Linked DNA regions of Homo sapiens: region 2 is linked to region 1. A link is a loop called in an ENCODE intact Hi-C map of the cell type or tissue named here. Cell type or tissue: PC-9. All regions are shown on one strand. Links, peaks and the distances in the headings refer to the core of each region. The heading gives the core; the rest is flanking DNA. Region 1 overlaps GUCY1B1 (guanylate cyclase 1 soluble subunit beta 1). Region 2 overlaps RBM46 (RNA binding motif protein 46).

Evidence for each region. Hi-C counts contacts between places; a loop is a spot of excess contacts. Peaks named below come from ENCODE experiments on the same cell type or tissue, not always from the same donor. Only the 100,000 strongest peaks of a DNase experiment are listed, where the experiment ranks them.
Region 2: a loop joins it to region 1, with 9 times the contacts of the local background. A loop is called at or near these places in 14 of 110 quality-filtered maps.

Annotation. Positions count from the first base shown.
Region 1 is chr4:155,786,013-155,788,830 of GRCh38, forward strand. The region is part of intron 4 of GUCY1B1 (guanylate cyclase 1 soluble subunit beta 1); the gene reads left to right. Among named protein-coding and RNA genes, the nearest start is that of GUCY1B1, 28 kb to the left of the region's middle. In PC-9, for the core only: a CTCF peak has its summit at 1,271; no DNase peak of the experiment used is centred there.
Region 2 is chr4:154,805,920-154,808,737 of GRCh38, forward strand. The region is part of intron 4 of RBM46 (RNA binding motif protein 46); the gene reads left to right. Among named protein-coding and RNA genes, the nearest start is that of RBM46, 26 kb to the left of the region's middle. In PC-9, for the core only: a CTCF peak has its summit at 1,326; no DNase peak of the experiment used is centred there.

The DNA of each region.
Region 1 (2,818 bases), core at 202-2,701:
GAAGTACTGACTTGGATGATTGTGTCCACTCTCTGACTTGCCCCAGCATAAGTGGTGCCAGTGACATAAGTGGTGCAAGTCGTTATTGCCTTATGCCATCTGCTTGAGTGAAAGTAGAAATGTTTTAATAATCCAGTAAAAAAGATGAGTATGAAAATGATATAAGCACATTGGTACATTGATTTATGAAATATGTAAGCATTCTGTATAGAAAAAATATTAAAATGCCTTTTTGAAGTTATTGTTTGGTTCAATTTCCTTTTTTTTTTTTTTTTTTTTGAGGCAGAATCTCACTGTGTCGCCCAGGCTGGAGTGCAGTGGTGAGATCTGGGCTCACTGCAACCTCCACCTCCTGGGTTCAAGCGATTCTCATGCCTCAGCCTCCCAAGTAGCTGGGACTACAGGCATGCCCCACCACGCCTGGCTAATTTTTGTATTTTCTTTCTTTCTTTTTTTTTTTTTTTTTTTTTTTTTTGAGATGGAGTCTCACTCTGTCGCCCAGGCTGGAGTGCAGTGGCGAGATTTCGGCTCACTGCAAGCTCCACCTCCCGGGTTCATGCCATTCTCCTGCCTCAGCCTCCTGAGTGGCTGGGATTACAGGCACCCACCGCCACACCCTGCTAATTTCTTTTTTTTTCTCTTAGTAGAGACGGGGTTTCACCGTGTTAGCCAGGATGGTCTTGATCTCCTGACCTTGTGATCCGCCCGCCTTGGCCTCCCAAAGTGCTGGGATTACAGGTGTGAGGCACCGCGCCTGGCCAATTTTTGTATTTTCAGTAGATGTGGGGTTTCACCATGTTGGCCAGGCTGGTTCTCGAACTCCTGACCTCAAGTAATCTGCCTGCCTCCGCCTCCCAAAGTGCTGGGATTACAGGTGTGAGAGCACGCCTGGCCTCAATTTCTTTTTTAAGTGAGCCAACAACACAGTACCTGGGCCTGACTCTATTAGAAACATTTTCTAAATGCAGCCACAAGCTCAATTTTGACTTTGTGAGAAATGCAGATAAAAATAAAACTCTCTCAGTGATTTTTTTTTTCTCACCCGATTTTCTTTCACAAAATGTTTCACAACATAAGTAGAAGTATAAGGGGTCTGAGAGGGCTATGAAGCAGTTCTCAGGTCGTCCCTTCTAAGGGAAGAGTCCTAATGAGAATGATTCATCATTGGAAGAACCTCTCATACTATTCAACCAAGTAAAACAGTTTTAGGACTCCGGGGTTTGTAGGTTATATATACCTCTTCAATACTTAGTGGCTGCCATATTGGATTACTTTTACATGGCAATAGCAGCCTCTAGAGGCAATCCGGATGAACTGATGTTTTTGCTAAGAATTAGCTTGACTCCATCAGGTATAATTGTGGGGAAGGAAACAGTAGATGCAGACGGTTCAAAAAGTCACCAGATTTATCGAGTTGAGGAGGTCATTGAATCATTTATCTGGATTAGATTGTCAAACTTCATGACCTAGCTCAAATCACATCTTCAGTTTGAAGTATTTTTAACTCCATTCTTTCAGTCTGAATTGTTGGCTTCCTCATTTGCTCATCAAAAGCCACTCTACACATCCATTTGTGATATAAACCATGAGCTGCTTAATCCTCATCATGCAGATCTGCATCCAAACATCTACCCTGCACCCAAGCCCACATGACACAGTGTATGATATATAATGCACATACAATAACATTATAGAGTGAATGCATGATTGAGTGGATGTGTGGAAGGGACAGAAAATTAATGCTGTAAGTGTCCTGTTAGAGTATTGCTCAAATGTGGACACCCGCGGAATCATCTCATTCTCACCGTAGTTTCCTCCCAGTAATCTCACTGGATTTTTCTGTTTTTCTAAATTGACCTCTTTGAGACATTTGGAATGAAAGCCATAGTTTAATTTTGGCATATCTCCAGTACTTTCATTTTAGGTATGTTCTTTTATGCCCATGACATTTTGAAACTGTTTTGTTGTTTTTCTTTTCTTCTCTTTAAAAATAATCACCAGTTGTGAATAGATTACTACTTGCTTGGTGTATTTGTTTTTTATTGCTACCATAACAAATGACCACAAACTTAAGTGCTTAACACAAATTTATTACCCTATGGTTTCATAAGTTGGAAGTCCATTGCAGGTCTTACTGGACTATATTCAGCGTGCTGTGCTGGTGGGACGGGACTGTGTTTCTTTATGTTGGCTTTTGGGGATAATTGTTTTCTTCCTCATTCAAGTATTGACAGAATTCAGTTCCATGCAGTTATAGGGCTGAGGACCCAGTTTCCTTGACTGTCAGCAGGCAGCTGCCCTAAAGTCCTGGAGACCTCTCTCCAGTCCTTCAACAGTCTCCTACATCTCAGAACCAGTCGCATGGTGTTGAATCCTTCTCATACTCCCATCTCTTTGACCTTTTGTCATTGCACATCTCTCTGTCACCATGTAGCAGGGAAAGCTTCTTGACTTTTAAGTGCACAGTCACCCATGTGACTAGGTTGGGCTCACCTGGATAATCCAGGATAATCTTCCCAACTCAAGGTCCATAACCCTCATCACATCTGCAAAATCCCTTTCACCATGCGATACAACATATTCACAGGGATTAAGGCAAGGGAATCTTTCAGAGACAGTTGTTTTTTCAGCCTCGTCTGAAATGTGCTAAGTGCTTTATATACATGTTTAAAGTTATCTCCATTTTGCCAGAAGAAATAAAGTCTTAGAAAAATTGGGCGAATTGGCTACCTTCCTATGAAATGACAGTCATTATTTAAACCCATGTCTACTTGATCCTAAGTCATATTGCTCTTAATTCCTATACCATGCTGTGCTG
Region 2 (2,818 bases), core at 181-2,680, 980 kb before region 1:
ATGATACTATTCAAACTCATATTTTAAAGAACAAAGGTAATTTGCAAAATTTCTTTTAAAATTTACCTACTTAAATGAGAAATAGGCATCAGGATCAACATTTTACACATTTGTTTTCATATGACCAAGTGGTGACCAAAATTCCATTAACTCAACTATGTGTCTTTGACCCTCTGAGAGGGCTTAGTCCTCATGAAAATGTATTTGTATTACTCTTGAAGTTTACTTTTTTTTTTCTGAAAGACCATTTAAATGAACATTTAGCATTACTTATAATTCTCATCTTACAAACACTTGTATTAATGCACCATATATATTATGGAGTTAGTACAGTGAGAGAAGCAGCTTAATAGAATGATTACCAGAATAAAAGTATAAGAATTGAGAATCCTTTCTCAGCCATCAACAAATTGTGTGACCTTAGAATGGCAAATGAATTGTTTAGTCATTGGACTTCAATGTCCTCAGATCTAAAATATCAGGATTTTATTTAGTAAGTTTTAAGGAATCTTTTTTCTAAAAAGATTATGGTTTCATTTAAAATATGGTCAAAATCCTATGTAGAACCAAAAATAATACTTTAAAATATTTTATGTCTGCAGAGATACATATTTGAGTACAAGTAGTTTAAAACCAACAGCTGCTTTTGCAAGAAATAATCCATCAGTTTAATATCCCTTCCTTTATGGAATTCAAAGCTTATGCCCCCCTACTTCACAGCAGAACAGCTGGAAAAAAAAATAAATAAATAAAAGATTCAGTCAGTCAACTGTTTTATTTGCATAATGACAACTAATTGTTTTTCAGTTATTTTCTTCTCTGAATTTGCTAATCAATTACTATAGCCAAAACCAAGGTTTTTAGAAAACAAGTTAACTACTTAAAAGTTTGGAAACTAAATTTTCTTTTTGTAACAGAGGATCTAGGAAAATAATGATGTGTATCAAAACATGCCATGTGGGGAGTATCTGTCCCATAGGTTTATTAACTGATGAAGGTGATCCTTATTATTTTATTTACTTCATAAATCTATTTGATCATGCTTGATTCTTTACCCTATAACTTCTTAATGTCTGGTTAATACGGTCCTAAAATACTCCTTCTAATAAACTAGTTTTAATAGCAGCTACTGCTGTATTAATCTAATGTCTAATCTTATTTAATTCATATTTTTAAAAATGGTTTTAAAAATTTCCCTTTATGTCAGATGCCATTAGCAATTGTGTGTATATGTTAAATATACACACAATTAAATGTTAGTAGCAGTTCATAATTTTGCCACATGATGTCCCTAAATACATATTTTGAATGTAGCAGTTCATAATTTTGCCACATGATGTCCCTAAATACGTATTTTTAATGTGGCTTTAAAAGGAAATTTAATGTTACGTTGATTTGTAGCTCCTCTTTGTCTTACCTTTCTTTTTTTTTTAGAATCAGAAAAATCTCTGTGAAATGCTCTACTTAGTCTTCTTCAGCCTATCATGCCCTTATCTCTGCTTCCTGTTTAATATTTAGTAGACAATTTTTTATGCTGTAGCAGTGTAATTAAGTGAATGGACTCATGAATAAGGAGACAGAAGATGTAGAATGATGGTTTCACTATGGCGAATTTATTTTATGCTTTTAACTACTTTAAAATTCAGTGTTTCTTCCAGGCCTTTTAGGTAAAATCAAACATAGTATCTGCCCTTACTAGTTAATATCTGATATATCATCAATCCCAGAGCATTTCTTCCTCTTTCCAAGACCTGGTAGTACCTTACCTCCAAGAATGGTTCACTTTCCTGTGAAGCTTCAAAACAGAAGGACAATAATTAAAAACCTTAGTATCCCCAAATAATTAGAAACTTTAAATCACCAGAATATTAATAACTCCTTGGATTTTCATGCTCCTTAAGTGACAGTATTTGGTTAGAGATGTATTAATGACATGCGGGTCCTTATTTGTCTCATATATAGCAAGTAACATTTGAGCTATAAGAATGGCCTGCATATGAAATTTTATGTACACAATAGTTCATATTTTAAGAAAATAATTTGGGTAACTAAATAAATTTAGTTTGCCTATACATTGCTTTGATTCAGTAAATATAATCTTTGTACTACACTAATAATATTATCAGCTCTACTATAATTATGTTTATAACTTTGGATTAAAAAGTATATAAGAGTACAATCATCAGAAAACATCAATCTCTTAAACAGTTGTATTGCCTGATAATTTGGTTTTTGTACTTTGTTACTATTCTTGTGTGTTTAAACAGTATACCTTGATTTCTGTACACAAATTCAAGGGATTGGCACTTATTTAAATAAAATGTAAACCATGATATAAAACTCCACCTTTTTATAGAGTAGATAAATCTTTGTTGACCTATGCTTTACTTTTTCTTTTGTGCAATTTGATTGTCCTTCCATTATATAGTCTAAGGATGTTTTTATTAGAGTTACTTTTTTTCTTTGTACTTTTCTTTAATCCTGTTTTGTATATGGATTTTTGTAAGACCGAAGCCCATTTACTTAATTTTTTTCTTGTTAACTTTGTTTCAACAATACATAGTTCCAGTCTGCTTGTTTACTGGCCAGATTATGGGGTAAATGAATATCCACAAAATTTGCAGCATATGTGCCATGTATGTGGACGGCTTTTTTTTTCCTGCTGCTGCCCAGTTAATTTTTGGTCCAAGGGTGACCAAATCTGTAGTTACGAATTTATGAAAGTATTGGATAATTTGGGGCACAGAAGTTATAAGGTTCCAGGTGAGCCATTATCAATCTTTGGAAAACAGGTTAAGATTCTGTTCTGCACTATAAA